Regions from separate parts of the Mus musculus genome. Here region 2 is linked to region 1. Evidence: chromatin loops called from intact Hi-C (ENCODE). Cell type or tissue: heart. All regions are shown on one strand.

Evidence for each region. Peaks named below come from ENCODE experiments on the same cell type or tissue, not always from the same donor. Only the 100,000 strongest peaks of a DNase experiment are listed, where the experiment ranks them.
Region 2: a loop joins it to region 1, with 4 times the contacts of the local background. A loop is called at or near these places in 4 of 42 quality-filtered maps.

What each region holds. Positions count from the first base shown.
Region 1 is chr1:40,576,223-40,584,222 of GRCm38, reverse strand. It overlaps Slc9a4 (solute carrier family 9 (sodium/hydrogen exchanger), member 4), which reads right to left and starts at 3,996. Exons shown (of 12, transcript NM_177084.3): 1 at 3,452-3,996; 2 at 1-364. The coding sequence starts at 3,707. Gm35801 (predicted gene, 35801) reads left to right here and starts at 3,561. Exons shown (of 2, transcript NR_168311.1): 1 at 3,561-3,767. In heart, a CTCF peak has its summit at 4,262 (motif pointing left); no DNase peak of the experiment used is centred here; H3K27me3 peaks cover 549 bases.
Region 2 is chr1:40,674,212-40,682,211 of GRCm38, reverse strand. Slc9a2 (solute carrier family 9 (sodium/hydrogen exchanger), member 2) reads right to left here and starts at 500. Exons shown (of 12, transcript NM_001033289.2): 1 at 47-500. The coding sequence starts at 338. In heart, a CTCF peak has its summit at 4,702; no DNase peak of the experiment used is centred here; H3K4me3 peaks cover 1,986 bases; H3K27ac peaks cover 1,000 bases; H3K27me3 peaks cover 5,566 bases.

The DNA of each region.
Region 1 (8,000 bases):
TCGACCGCTGAGATGAGGCTGCCAAATAGCAGATTGTGTAGCAGGTTGATGTCACCAAGGCCAAAGGCCTTGATCTGACAGATGAAGTAGAGAGAGAGCCCAATGCCAAAGGCATTGATCAGGGCTCCCAGGCCTGCCCACCACAGGATGGAGCCAATATTCTCAAAGAAGGGCCTGGTGGGCATGAAGTAGCCGCTTTCCAACACAATAGGTGGGAGAAGGTAGAGGAAGTAAATGCTTGAATCCATGACCGGAGGCGATTTGTGGTGGGTGCCAAAAATGATGCCGCCCACCAGAGCTCCCACGATGATGAGGAGGCAGCTCTCTGGCATGAGGTGCGGCAGCCTGTGGTAAAGATGGAAACCTGGGAACACAGAGGGTGGGACCATAATCTGCCAATGAACAGGACTGGGTCTAGCCAGATTGATCTAGCCCAACCTTCCTAATGCTATCCTTTAATGCAGTTCCTCATGTGGTGGTGAACCCAATCATAAAATTATTTTTGCTGATACTTCATAACTATAATATTGCTACTGTTAGGCATTTTAATGTAAATATTAAAATCCATAATTGTAATGTTGTGGAGGTTCATCTGGAAAGAAACACCTCGATTTCATTACATATTTGATTTTGGGGTGACTTTAGGTCAGTATTTTAGAAACCTTTTTATTGTTGTTGCTAAATTCTTCATGATTTGCCACATTCCACTGCACAAGCACAGGACAAGGTTCGGAGCTGGGGTTTCCAAACCCTGTGTACCTTACTCTTAGTTCTGCCTAAGATGTGTAAGGCACTCAAGGTACCCCATGGATTAAACTAAAGATGTTTATTGAGAATTTGGTTGTAAAGACCAGCATGCTGTTGAATTTGATAAGGTGGAAAGCCAAAGGTGTAGATTACACTGCAACTCCCACTGTTGGCAAAGATTTAATAGTGAGAAATGAATAACTGAGAAGGTTGAAATAGTATGGCATATGAGGTTGTACTGGCTGGTTTGTGTCAACTTGACGGGAGCTAATGTCATCAGATAGGAAGGAGCTTCAGTTGAGGAAATGTCTCCATGAGATCCAACTGTAAGACATTTTCTCAATTAGTGATCAATGTGGGGGAGGGATCCTCAGAGCATTGTGGGTAGAACCATTTCTAAGCTGGTGATGACACTGAGTTCTATTATAAGAAAGGAGGTTGAGCAAGAGATGAGGAGCAAGCCAGTAAGCAGCATTCCTCCATAGCCTTGCATCAGCTCCTGCCTCCAGGTCCCTGCCCTGACCTCCTTCAATAATGAACAGCAAAATGTAGTGTAAGCCAAATAAACCCTTTTTCCCCCCAACTTGATTTTTGGTCATGGTGTTTCATTGCAGCAATAGAAACCCTAACTTAGACAGAGCTGAAATACACTACAAATACAAAGGTATCAGAACTCAGTGGTTCACCATGGGGCTCCCAAAGCAACATGGCGCTTTGGCAGTCCTGCCAGAAATGCATCCATCCTTTAATATAGCCAATCAAAATCCTTTGCAATCAGGTTCCCTTTTCCTGTCTTGCTCATCTGTTTTTCCTGCTTGAATTGTCCTTATTATTTGCCTTTCAGACTTTGATGCTAAGCCTTTCCCATTCCCCACCAGAAGAATTAATGTCTTCCTCGAAACTACCAGAACAATTTATCTCCCTAATGCTTGTTTAGTAACAATGATCCCAATCTACAACATGTGTACATTACTTACCTGCACTAGTTTATAAATTTCCCCAAATTAAATAGATGATTTATGTCATTACATTACTTAGCAAAAACCCACATCTCAGTCTGTGTGATAGCTGGCTGTAAAACTGTACAACTGAATGAACTAACTGGTCATCAGGGATGCTTTCATGTGGACAGTAACCAGGTGCTTCTGGAAACACTAAGATTCTCAGAGTTGGATAACAGAATGAGAAGCATTGTAGAGAGGGGAGCTTGGGGTAGGATTGGTCCTGGCAGACACTTCTCCCCCTCATTGAGAGATGATCCACTTGGCTTGAGCAAACTGTGGATTGGGAAAATTAAGGAGAAGTTGGAAGATGATGTTGTCCCATATAGTGGAGAGCTTAACTTCCAAATTAATTAAGGTAGATTTCTTTCCATACACTATGAGGAACCAGTGAATGTCTCCTTGGAGAATTTTACATTTAGCTGTATAAAGAGAAGATGTGGGTCCCCCACTGCACCATTTTGAACTTATGTTCTATGCATAAGCAGGTTGATGCAGTTGAGCATAATTTTCACCAAAAGACATTACTCTCAGCAAGACTTCACTGTGTTAAGACCAGCTCAAGACCTTCTAAAGCCCTATATTCTTTGTTTTCTAATCACAACTTCCTTGGTCTCTTTTTGTCCTTCTTCGCCAGCTATATTTTTGCCTTTCAATTGATGTTTATTTTAATCAAAATTAACTTCTAAATTATGTCATGGCATAGAGGAGCCTAGAATGTGTTTTCTTGGGCCTGTGTTTCACCATTCCAGTCTTGTTTCCTTGAACTGGGAGCTCCCTGAAATGGATCCAGTGTCTGCCTGCCTTAAGGCAAAGTAGACCTGTGGGGCTGTGGCAGGAACAGGCCACAGGCTCGTCACATTGCAGTGAAAAGGACTTGGTGCATTTTACACTTTGAAACACCTGCCCACTATCATGAAGGGCAGCAGAGTTGCAGAGGCAGTTACTTTCAACTCTTACAATTCCAGTGTTTCAAAGGGAAATGCAAAGAAACAACATCCCATCCCCAGAAGTGGAAGATTCCATTTCATTTCAATGTTATTCTTCCAGATGTTTCCAGGAACAGTTCCCATAATATTCTAAGAAGAAAAAGAACTTGCAAAGTCAGAAGTGACTTTAATTATTTTTGTTGTATAATATCTGTGTAAGCAAACTGCTAGAGATGTCTCCCAACTAACAAAATTACAGTTCTGTGGCTAGGAATGAGTAAAAGACTATGTTAGAAAATAAATGTTATCTACAGGGGAACACCAGGGCCAAGAAGTGGGAGTGGGTGGGTAGGGGAGCAGGGTTGGGGGAAGGTATAGGGGACTTTCAGGATAGCATTTGAAATGTAAATGAAGAAAATACCTAATAAAAAGGGGGGGGAAGGGGAATGTTATGTAGTCTTCAGTATTTCCTGAATACTGTACACTTTACATTTTATATTCTTTTAAACATATAGCATAAGATTTTTATATGACAAAGAAAACACATGGTTATCTTTTTGAAATATGAAGTCAAAACCATGCAGGACCTGGAAGTATGCGTTTAAATTTCAAACACAATCCTGAAACATTAAACAGCCACACTTCAGGGAAATGCGCACTACAAGTAGCAGTTACTGTCTACTTAACTCATCGTAGTCTGTCATGTAAGAGATGTTCATACATGACAACTCAGGTAAGAAACAATCCTCCCTCAACCTGTGCTAGAGGACTTACCTATCTTGGCAAGAGATGCGAGCAGTATCCAGAGGGTGACTTCATAAGGGATTTGAACATAGTCATAATCCAGTTCAAAAACAGATATCCCTTCATCGGGGTCTGAGCTAGAAGCAGCAAACCGAGCATCAGGTGCCTGCTGGGCAGTGGGATTGGAGGACTCATTAACATACGATGTTGCTTCGGAACGTGTAAGGACCGCCAGCAGTAGTAACCAGTTCCATAAACGAAAAGCCATAAACATTGCAGGACCCATGCCTGTGCGACTCTGACTTCGCACCTGGGTCCTGATGTATGCCACGCCTCTGCGGCACAGGTGAGTTTCCAGCTGCACTATCTGACCGAGAGGCAATCTATTTGCAATCCAGAAGTCATTTCCAAAGAGGTCCGGTGCGATGACTCTGCAGGTGCGTCCTTTCAAATCTTCTTAAAATCTACTGTGTTCAGGCAGCTCAGTTCTGGGCTCAAAGAGATATCTATAAAGAGAAATCAATCCCTCTTCATTCGAAACTGTTTCCTCATTCTCTGAACACTGGCTTCATCTTGTGAGTGTAAATTGGGAAGAGACTCATTCCGAGAAACACTGAAGTCCTTTATAAGGAAAGGATTCCTTTCTGCCCTGTTGGATCCCAGGAAGGAGCCACCTGTCCCACACCTGAGCCTCCTCACCTCCCGAGATTCTGTCTCACCTGTTTTGAACCGGTCAAAGCCGCAGGTAGCTTTTGAACCACACTTTAATTATTTGCTTTGATTTGACTTTTGTAATGAAATGCTTGTTCCGAAGGTTCTTGGCAGGCTACACTACTGACACCTAGTGGGCACCTGCAACATATCAGCCTTTGTGGCTGATAAGGACCAAGTTGCTGTCTGTTGGGTTAGCGCTCAAACCAAAGTATTTTTGAGGATGAAGAGCTGTTAGGAATTGCGCCAGGCCATGAGGACGAAATAGCACTGTCCTGGAAGACCCATAAGACTGTCTTCACAGACAAGGGAGGAGGAAGTGGCAAAGCAATGAAGATAATGAATACTTGATTTCCTGGCCAATAAATTATGGAAGAAACAAAGCTCCAGCTTTCTCTAAGCTCCACAGTGAGTTTCTCAAAGGGAAGAAACCAAAATGAGAAACTTCATGAATGTGTCTGAAAACTCAGTTGGAAAAATGTTCTCAAATACTCAAACCCAGTAGCTAACCATTGTGCCATTGTGCTCTGTCTGTACAAAAGAAGTGTCTACACAGCCTAGCTATGAGGTCCAGAATGGATTTTGTCAAAGGTTCTTTATCTGGAAGTGGGTAGTTGCATTGGGCCAGTGGAGCAGATAGGACAGTAAATAAAATTGAGAAGAAGAGGAGGAGGAGAAGGAGGAGGAAGAGGAGGAGGGGAGAGAAGGAACTTCAAAAGGCCCAAATTGCCTACAGATTTAATGTGTATTTTTCTAAAGACAACTGAAGCAAGGATGTAAAAACAACTAACGAGCTCTGCTTGAGGCCACAGCATCACTTTGAACTTTACCACGTCATCTCCCTTCCTTGTCAATTGCACCTTACAAAACCACCTTTTGATCCACTTACAAATGGAAATTATTTTTTTAAAGACTATTTATTTTATGTATATGAGTACACTATAGCTGTCTACAGACACAACAGAAGAGGGCATCAGATCCCATTACAGATGGTTGTGAGTCACCATATGGTTGCTGGGATTTGAACTCAGGACCTCTGGAAGAGCAGTCAGTGCTCTTAACCCCTGAGCTATCTCTCCAGCCTGGAAATCCTTTAAGACAGAAGATAGAAAGTAACAGCATGGAACGTAAATAGAACAACAACAGCATGGTCAGAGGGATGGGTTAGTTTTACAAATAGCCACTAGGTAGCATTTGATGTAACTATGAATTTCATTGGACATACAGGGGCTATCTTAGACAAAGGAAAGCATCAAGCAGATAGGTAAGCGTGTGTCAACCATGGATTTACAAAGTACAATTAACTCCAGGGAGAGAAGTTGGATTAATTTCAACATAATGTAATATGATAGGATGAAAGTCAAAGTCATACAGATCTCTTAAATAAACTGAGAAAAAAGAAACAGACCAAATCAACATGTTTTCATTTTTAAAAAAACAGACTAAATATCCCAAAAGCTGTTGCCTGTATGTTGGATATGTTCTTCTAACTGGGCTGCCTCATCTGGCCTCAGTGGGAGAGGAAATGCCTTGCAGAGACTTGAAGTACCAGGGTGTGGAGCGGGTGGGGGAAATACCCACCCAGGAAGAGTCCCACCTGCTCAGAGGAGAAGAGGAAGGAATGGGCAAAAAATAGTGGGAGGGGGTGACCAGAATCAGGGCAGTGAGCAGGATATAAAGTGAATAAGTACAAATAAATAAATAAATAAATAAATAAATAAATAAATAAATCAGGGCAGTGAGCAGGATATAAAGTGAATAAGTACAAATAAATAAATAAATAAGGTGGGAACAGCCACCAAAATGGGAGAAGAGGGAGATTCCTGATATAACATTCACAAGCAATAATTTATTTCTTGTCAAAAACTGACATTTTCTCCCAATCAAGCTGTTCCATTGAACACACCATGCAGGCTCTATCCAGGGTGGTTAAGCAATAAAGAAAAGGATACCCAGGTTGGCTTGAGAAAATAAAATTCTTCCTATATACATATGATATAATCTTTTTAATGGGGAATCATTAATAATTGACTAAAAAACTGTTAGATCTACTTAAGGAGCTTGTTACCAGAGTAGTCAGAACCAGTTCCTGGGTCCTGGCAGGCCTGACAGGCTAAGCTCAGACACCTGTCCCACTATACCAGTGAGATAAGCAATATTGAAAAGCAGAGAGAGGAGATGTATTCAGTGTCAGAGAGATGTGATGTATTCAATGTCAGAGAGAGGAGATGTATTCAATGTCAGAGAGAGGAGATGTATTCAATGTGGCCATGTGGGGGAAAGAACAGAGGTCCCATGACACTGTCACCCCCCCCCCCGCCCCCCATCCACCACATCCATCTTCTGAGGTTCTGATGTGATGTTTGGTTTTAACAGAGGGCGAGAAAGCTGCATCACTAAACAGTCCCCATCAGGGTATTTTTGCCCATACTTCCCATGTCAGTTGTCTCCACTCTAGGCCCTCCATGATAGTGCCCTGGCGTATGAAATCTCTTTCCTGGAAACAAGTTCTTCCTCTTCCTGGAAGCAGGATTTAGCCATTTTCTTCTCCAAGTTTGAGCTTCTTGTGGGGAAGTTCCAATTATTGATAGCTGAAGAAAGGGGAGCAATTTTCTCTTAAGAACACCTTCACACCTGTTTATAGATATAGTTCTTAGAATTCCAGTGTCCAGTATCTTTTCTTTTTTTTTTTTTTTTAGGGCACTATTTGGAGTTCATAATGTTAGGCCATGCCTAACTCTCTGTGCTTAGTGTGACTAACCATAATACCATTGGGAACATGTAAACACAGGTCTGGACAAGCTTTATACTATAAACAAATTTAGTTTGAAGAACATCAGCTTAGTTAGGTGTCCTCAAATGCTTTGAATTATTGAAGGTGATAGTGTGCATAAAACCAGGGTTCCTATGAGATTACAGTTGACCTTGCTCCCAGAGAGGACTGTTTTTTGTTTGTTTGTTTGTTTGGTTGGTTGGTTGGTTTTGGTTTTTTTTATATAAACCTTACTTTTTTATTTAAATGAGTATGGTTTAAAAAATCAAAATGTATAGGGTTTTTTCCTTTTTTTATTAATTAGGTATTTTCTTCATTTACATTTCCAATGCTACCCCATAAGTCCCCCAAACCCTCCCCCCATCCCTCTCCTCGCCCCACTCCCACTTTTTGGCCCTGGCATTCCCCTGTACTGAGGCATATAAAGTTTGCAAGACCGATGGGCCTCTCTTTCCACTGATGGCCAACTAGGTCATCTTCTGATACATATGCAGCTAGAGACACGAGCTCCGGGGGGTACTGGTTAGTTCATATTGTTGTTCCACCTATAGGGTTGCAGACCCCTTTAGCTCCTTGGGTACTTTCTCTAGCTGAGAGGACTGTTTTTAGAGACAGCCTTTCTCCCAAGATAATCTGTCTTGCCTGAAGCACACAATTCCAGGAAAGAAAGTCCACAGGTAGCAGCTGTATCAACTTTCTCATTTTAAAGACGTCCCCATACCTACATAAATGGTCTTAGCTATCTTTGTCTCTACATTGGACCTCCATGCAATGGAAGATCATCTGTCCTTTCCTGGGTGAAATAAACAGCTTCATCTGGTCTCTCTCTACCTTCTGTCCTTATAAACTTTACAAATGACAGAATAATTACTTAATGCAAGAGGCATAAATACATATAAAAGAGCTAGCATAAATAGCGTCACCAGAAAGTTTAAGAAATTCTATCTGGGTCTGCACATGTTACCAAGACAATTGTGGTTCTGTCTTTGGGTTCTTAGTCAGACTAATAAGAGCATTTAAGGAAAGATTCAGAAGGAAGCTTGAGAAAAAAAATTATTAGATTTTAAAAGAAAAACAACAGGGAAGTCAAGGCTG
Region 2 (8,000 bases), 98 kb before region 1:
CCCAGTCTGATCGTCCCCGCCCCCACCCACGGGTACAGTTCCTTACCAATCTTGGCCAAGGAGGCCAGTAGGATCCACAAAGTGATCTCGAAAGGGATTTGCACGTGGGGGTAATCCAGGGTGAACACGGGCAACCGACTTTCCTCGAACGGCGTCGTTCCCGGGGCCACCACACTGGCAGGACTTGGCGGGTTGGAGCTGGCACCCCTGGCCCTGGGTGCGTCCAGCAGGGTCTCGGCCAGCGCGCCCGCCGGCACTGCCACCTGCAGAGACAGCAGCAGCAGCAGCAGCCAAGACAGTGGCGCCCGCACGCTGTGCGCGGTGCCCCGGGGGCCCATGGGGTCGGCAGCTATGAGCGCAGCAGAGGACGCTGGTGTAGGATCTGGGTTCCCTCAGAGCATCGCGGGAGGGACAGCACTACTAACTCAACGGGACTGCGAGAGTACCACACCACCGCCTCCACGGGGTCGGGGCCCTGTCGCCAACCAGTTCGGTGGGTGTGAACCTCGCAGGGCCCGGAGGGGAGCGCGCAGCGACAGGAGGCCACTGCGCGGTCCCTCGGCCGCGCTCAGCCTTGCTCAGCCGCCCTCCGCCGCCGGCCGCCCTCCCATGCCTGGCAGCTACAGGCCCTGCCCGGGGCGGCCCGAGGGCGGGCGGGGACGGGGACGGGGGCGGGGCGGGGCGGGCGCGGCGCCCCGGTGGCGGGGCGGGAGGACGCGGAGACCCGGTGCGACGCGCACCTGCCGCAACCCACAGTCGACGCGGGGGCGAAGGTCGCGCCGCTCTCTAGCCCGCCCGCGGACCAAGAGCCGCTGTTCTTGGGAGCCCGGGAGCTGTGGGTGCACTAGGTGCTCGGTGCGCACGGTGGCCTGAGCTGTCCCCGCCCCGGAGGCAGCGTCGGCCGTCCATCAGGGCTGGGACCGACGCGACCCACGCGTCGCGCCCTGCCCCCTCCCCCCGCAGGCTCCTGCAAGGAGACACCCCGGGGCGCTGGCACGCGAGGAGGCGCCGCGGGCTCAGGCAGGGAGGCGACGCCGGGCGCGGAGGAACTGGGGAGCCTTCGCCACTGCTGGGTCTGCAGAGACCGACTCACCGAGGGGAGCCTCTCGGGGCCTCGGAAAGATGAGAAGGAAGAGCAAAGCACCTTGAACACAGCCTGTTCTCTGCGCACCGAAACTCCCGGTTGAGAACTCAGCGCTCCCACGCTCTCCCAGAACCCTTGTCTTTCCGCTTTTCCACTCCTTGTAACAGTGTGCACTCCACTTTTCTTCCCTCCCCCAGCTTTGGGGACGAAAAAGTCTCTGTTTTTAGGCTTCGAGGTGAATCTGTCTGAGGGCATCAGAAACATAACTATTTCGTGGAAAACCAGTGATTTGCCTAGCTTAGACGGACTTGTTCGGCTAATTACAGGATGGACTGCGGTTTGGAAAAGCGGGATTCTCCCAGCGCCAACTGGCCCTTCTCCCGAGCCCGACCTTCCGCAGGGGCATTGCCAGGTGCCCTGCCTGCGATCCCACTGTCCCGGTGTCCTCACGGTGAGAAACTGAAAGGAACCGAAACCAAACCATCTGCCTCCCAGTTAACCCACACGGTTTCCCCTAAACGTATAAAATAAAAATTCTTATCTTTCCCACAGGGTTCCGGCTCTTGTTTATACACCCCTCAGTCTGACACAGAAAGGTCTAACAGAATCTGTGAGATGTCAGTCGTCGGAGGCCATCTGAATAGAGGCAAGCAAGGAACCTTTGAGTCTGGGAAAGGCAGGGACCATTCTAGCCCGAAGTAGAATGGGTCTCAGGGTTGATACAGAATCGGCACAGAATGTATCAGTTTTCCAGCTTTGAAGTGGAACTGCCTGTGAAGATTCTGTTTCCTTGTAAAGATTTACTGAAACAGGCAGAGCCTAACCCTTTTCCTCCCTGCTGGGCATTTGCATATCAACGACTGATTCTCCCATCTCTTTTCTAAGAAAGGACTTGTTAACTAAGTGTTTTCTTTCTCGAATTGCCTTTCTCTCCAGAAGAGGCGCTGGGAAAGCACTTTCACTTGAATTTTTGGTTATCACAAATACCGAAGTTGGGAGGGAAAAACTGTATCTGTTTTACAGGTGAAGCACTGCACACACACGAACACCCTTCTAGATTAAAGTTCTAGAAGGTATCCACACCCAGGCCTGACCTTGCTAAAGCTGGTTCCACCCCACACTACCAATTTTAGATTATTTATCAAATAGAACAATGAAGAATATTTTAGGGGTCGTTTAAGAGCATAACTCTTAATAGGATGAAGTTCTGCGGAGAGTAAGCAGCACACAGTCAGACAGTTATTCTTAGATGTTGTGACATCACAGGAGGGCAAGCACGCAGTCAGACAGTTATTCCTAGGCGTGAGAATGTTGAGAACGACTGTGCATCGTAGGATAAATGACATTCCACCTCACTGTCTAGAGTATCTACACAGGTCACAGATGCTGGAGTCACTGTCCTTTGTAAATCTCTGCTACTGCAAAGACTAATCGGTTTTTGTAAAACTTGGGAAAATCTTTTTATTCAGTCTTGTGGGTGATAAAGAGGAGATAAAGAGCAACCTGCTGGGGCTGGGGAATGGCTCAGCCCATGAAGAGCCAGCATGTAGACTTGAGTTTGAATCCCAGAATCCATGTGGTGGTATCACACATTGTGAGCCCAGTATTCCTCTGGAGAAAGACCTGAGGCAGGAGAATCCCAGGTGCTCCCAAGCCAGAGAGAAGTGAACAATAATAGACCCCTTTCAAACAAGGGACAGGGCGAGGACCAACAAATACCTGAGCCTGTCCTATGAACTTCAGCCATGTACCACACACGCGCGCGCACACACACACACACACACACACACACACACACACACACACTTTCATCTTTTACCCAAAGCAAAGAAAGAAAGAATTACATGTATCCTGTTATGCTTACATCTTAAATCTGTCTCAGTGTTACATACACTAAAAGCTGGTCACTAAGAGGAGTGGTGTTACATGGCTGTGGACCCTTAGGAGGTGAGCCCTAAGGGTAAGAAGTTAGGTCATTGAGGGCAAAACCTTGAAGAGCATTTTGGGGTGCTGGGACATCTCTCTGTCACTTCCTGGTCACCTGAGTTATGTAGCTTTCTCTGTCATGTGTCCTGTTGCTTTGCCACAGACCACAAAGCAATGGCATCAACTAACCCTGGACTGAATGCTCTTCACTGAAGGCTAAAACAAATCTTTAATCCTTTATCCTTTTCCTTGGTATGGTGTTTGACACAGTGAGGAAAGTTAGGGTGGCACCGCTGTTACCATTGGCTTGGCCATTTCCCCAAAGGGTCCTATGGAGGAGCTCAGCCCCTGAGACCTCTGCTTTCAGCTGTACCCACAGAATGACTGAAAGCAACAGTTAGATATTGTCTGGACTAACTTAAAACGTGTTAGTGGCTTTTCCAGTACCATTTAAAAAGACCATGATCTTCCAGTGATTTTCCCAGTGACCTGGGTTTCTTCCTCCCACTCCCCTTCTCTAACTCCCATCTTCTATGAACGGTCTCACTGCTCCTCCTTCAGGGCCTTTGCTCATTCTGTTACTGGTACAAAGGAGTAGCACCTCACATTTTGCTGAGTCTTTTTTGAGGACTGAACTCAAAGGTAACTGACTTCAAGACATCTTACCTCACACTTACACTGCTTTAACGCCCTTAGCTATATCTCCTGTAACTTCTCAGAGACTGATCACTGTATTTTCCCGCACTACGCGGCTCTCATAAAAGTGTTGACAAGTGGTTGACCTGCTTGATGCAACTTACTCTTGATTCCAAGCACAGGGTGAGGAACATGAGATTGCCACACACGTGCCGGAGCAATACAAGTATGGCTTGACAAGAAGTCTTGAGGCGTCAGTTCTTCCTCATGGTGGGCACCCTCACACTGGAGAGAGACACAAGGTCTCTCTGGCATCCCGAGACACATTTCTATCTAGTGCTTTATGACTCATGCTGAGGGCTTTGTGCCTCTATCCTTCCCTACCAAGATGTTGTGAGGACCTAACCGCACTGGAAGAGCTCTAGATATTTCCAGGAATTATAATTACAGGTTTGAGACTCTTTCCCTCAAGTAACACTAAAGTGCTTACAATTCTTCTCAGTGATACTCTGGCTCCATCACCTCTCACCTCTAATGGTCTGTTAGAACATCAGTGCAGTTAGTGGAGACCATTGACAAGAATCATTCCTACCGCCTTCAAGCAGGCCAGGGTCCTGGGACTATTTAAAGATGAAGACTGGCAAGGCATTTAGTACAATTTCTAGATACAAGAGAAAGCAGCTAGGAAAATAATCCTAAATTACCAAGAGAAAAGATGCCCATAAAAATAATAGTGTTGAGATTAGAGCCATTATTGAACACTAAAACAACAACAACAAAAAAGGAACAACGAAAAATTAGTTTTATTCCCCAGCCTCTGCTTCAGCAACGTCTGGAGGATGCCTATGTTAGCAGCCATACTGAGTTTGGGTTAGAGAAGAGTTGGGTATCTGTTTCTTCCATGTGAAGAAACAGCCTGGGACTCCATACCCTACCAACTGTGCAAATCACTCTTTGAAAGAATTCCAGCAGGCTGAGTATGTCATCACTATCATTGTGATGAACGAATGGGATGCTAACTGCTTGTGAGTGGTAGTGGCCCCCTGGTGCCACAGCAGGGCGCCAGTGCTCTCTTTCCAGGACAGTCCTAGTGTAGGTCTACTAAACTAGCCCAGCCTGAGCTAGATCGCTGGGCAGGAACCCGAGAATGACTCCACTAGACAATGCTGGCTCCGGGTCTGCATTCCACAATACCTAAGACCAGAAGCACTGGGATTTAGGATTCCTCCACCCATATTTGGGGACACTTGCATGAATGTAAAGTGTTGTTTAGTATGCTTGTGCTGTCACTTCGATCCCTGACATTGGGTCAATTTTCCACTTGTACACTCTTGTCAGCATTCAAAACACTACAGCTTTTTTAGGGTTTTGTTACAGATTTTTAAATAGACATTCAACCTGTCCTACCATGCTCTCCACAAACCCTGATGATCTTGACATGTTAAGACATCACGCTATTCACATTTGTGAAATGGTCACATTTTAAAGTCTCCCTTTTTTGAAATGTACATAATCAAACATGTAACCTTGAGCTTTGTAATGATCTTTCAATTCAAAATCTTTATCTGCAAAAGTTGATACCCATATTGTGGCTGGTGATAATTTCTCGGTCATAGTTAACACTTACCGAACTATAAACTGGTACGTCTCTCTCTCTCTCTCTCTCTCTCTCTCTCTCTCTCTCTCTCTGTGTGTGTGTGTGTGTGTGTGTGTGTGTGTGTGTGTGTGTGTGTGTGTGTGTGTGTGTGATCCCTTTTCCATCTTTGAACACAGTATGTTTCTATGTACCCTAGGCTGGCTTGGAACTCATGATCTCCCTCTCTCATTATCAGGTCTGCTGGAATGATAGGTGGGTAGGACCAGATTCAGTCTCAAGTTTGTTTTAGGAAACTTAGTCTGAAGGATGGTGGTGCATAACTATAAGCTGAGGAACAAGGATGCCACATTAAAGGTTAACTTTATATAGTAAGATCCTGCGTTAACCAAGAAATGCATGAATAAAACAGTAAATAAATAAATAGATGGAGAACAAGTCAACAGAAACTCAAACTTATCTAAAGCTTTCCCACTGTGTGAACTTTTAATTAATGTGAATAAAATTAACTGCACACCTCTCTTTTTGACCAAAGCTATGTCTTTCACTCAACAGAGAAATGACTTCTTAATGGAAACTGCCTTCTGCAGACTTGAGTTCACAAGTAAAAATGATATTTTCACACTGAATTCCCAAAGTGCCATGTGGGTAACCAAAGAAATTACTTCAGTTATTCAAGCTTTGAGCTGCTCTGTGTTCTGCTCATCCTTCATAAAACCCAGGACTTGGAGAAAGACTGTAACTAACATGTAAACTACGTTACATTGCAACTATGTATATATACAATGTAACTATGCAAAGGCAAATGCAGGTTCCCCATGGCTCATCTCCTTCCAGGTACTGTGAAGTTCTCTATGACAGGAAGGATGCTTCCTGCTCCTTACCCCTGTATGCACCATCTGAACTCAGAGATGCAACACAGAGATGCAACTTCAGTACCACCGAGCATGTGAAGGCACATCCCTCACCAACTCACCGAATATTTAAGTCTCCCTCTATTTGGTGGTCACCTACAATTAAAACACTCTCTGTGTCTTTGGGCAAATGAGGAAGCCATAGCGGCTCATGATGAACATGTTTCTGAAAGAGCAGTGGAACAGAAAACACTTGTTGACAAACAGGTGCCCTGCCTGCTGGTCTACAGTTTAACCAGCTGCCATTGTATCAGAAACCTGATCAAACTGCTGTGGTTTGTGTCCCTAGGAAGCTCATGATTTGGAGAGTCCATACTCAGGTGAGCAGCTCTGAGAGGCAGGACGTTGGTAGGTGATTAGCTTAAGAAGTCCCACTGTCTGTCGTTAACAGGCTGTTCCATCCATAGAGTAAGATGTCATCAGGTTTACCTTGGGAGTGGGTATTGTGAGAGGTGAGCTCTTTCTGGCACACTTGTTCTGTCTCATCATTGTTGCTCTCTGCCATACTTTGAAACAGCAAGAATAATAACCCATTCTTTATCAATGCTACACTTAGCCATTGTGTTATAGCAACCAAAACCCAAAACAAACAAAACAAAAAAACTAAGATCCTTACAAACACAATCCTAGAAACAGAATAGAGAGTCCAGAGACTATACAATTTAAAACACATCAGTTTTTAAAGCCAGTCCTGGTGATGAAGACAGTAATTGCAGCTATGGAAGGCTGAGGCGGGGGGGGGGGGGGGGGGATGGCAAGTTGAAGGCCACTCTAAGCAACTTAGTGAGATTTTTATCTGGAAATAGAAAGTTACAAGGGAGTTTTGGAGATGTAGCTCAATGACAGAGTGCTTGCTGAGTGTGAACGAAGCTGTGGGTTTAGTTCTTAAGTCCTCAGTAACACACACATTCACACACACTCACGCACACACATAGAATCTAGCACACACACATTCACACACACATACACATAGAAACTGGCACACACCCATTCACACACACACACACATAGAAACTAACACACACACATTCACACACACATAGAAACAAGCACACGCATTCACACATACACATTCACACATATAAAACAAGCACACAGGTGCACACACACATTCACACACACATATGCACACATATAAAAACAAACACATGTGCAAACACATTCATACACACACACACACACACACACACATACATGCACAGATACACACAGAGACCAGTTTTCATTTCTGTACCTCTGTCAACTTCCAACTTGCTTTTCGACTTAGCCTTCTAATGTTTGTGAGTCATGTAAGTGCATTCTGAATATGTATTTGTGCAGCTCATGATGAGTAAAGGTCACCCCGAGTTGGCTCAGACAAGGAGTTTTCTGTGGGTTTCTGATGGGTCCTCGTTAGAGAAGAGGAGACACTGGATAAAACCTGCAGTCCGAACTACCCTGCAACCTCTGAACTCCTACTCTTCGTAGACTTGGCATTAAAGCCTAAAGAACAACAATATTGATTATAACTTAGCCTGTCCCTCATTGTGTTCTGTTTGTCACTCATCTCTGTTTGCTTCTGTCCACCCTTCCCTCAAGTTAGTCATATAACTCCAAATTTAATACATTTAGAACCTACTATGTTGGAAGTATTCATTCCTGTATGAAAAATAAAGATGTACCAGGTACACCGAGCCCTTGACAACTACAAAACATGATATAATTTTAGCAAAAGTAACATATAAGGAGTGTACACCCTGAGGCTGGCTAATTTTCAAGCATTGTCGCTACCATCTCATTAAATACTTGTACCTGAAAATTATAGATACATTGCACAAGTTCACACACGTAGACCAAATCTTAAACC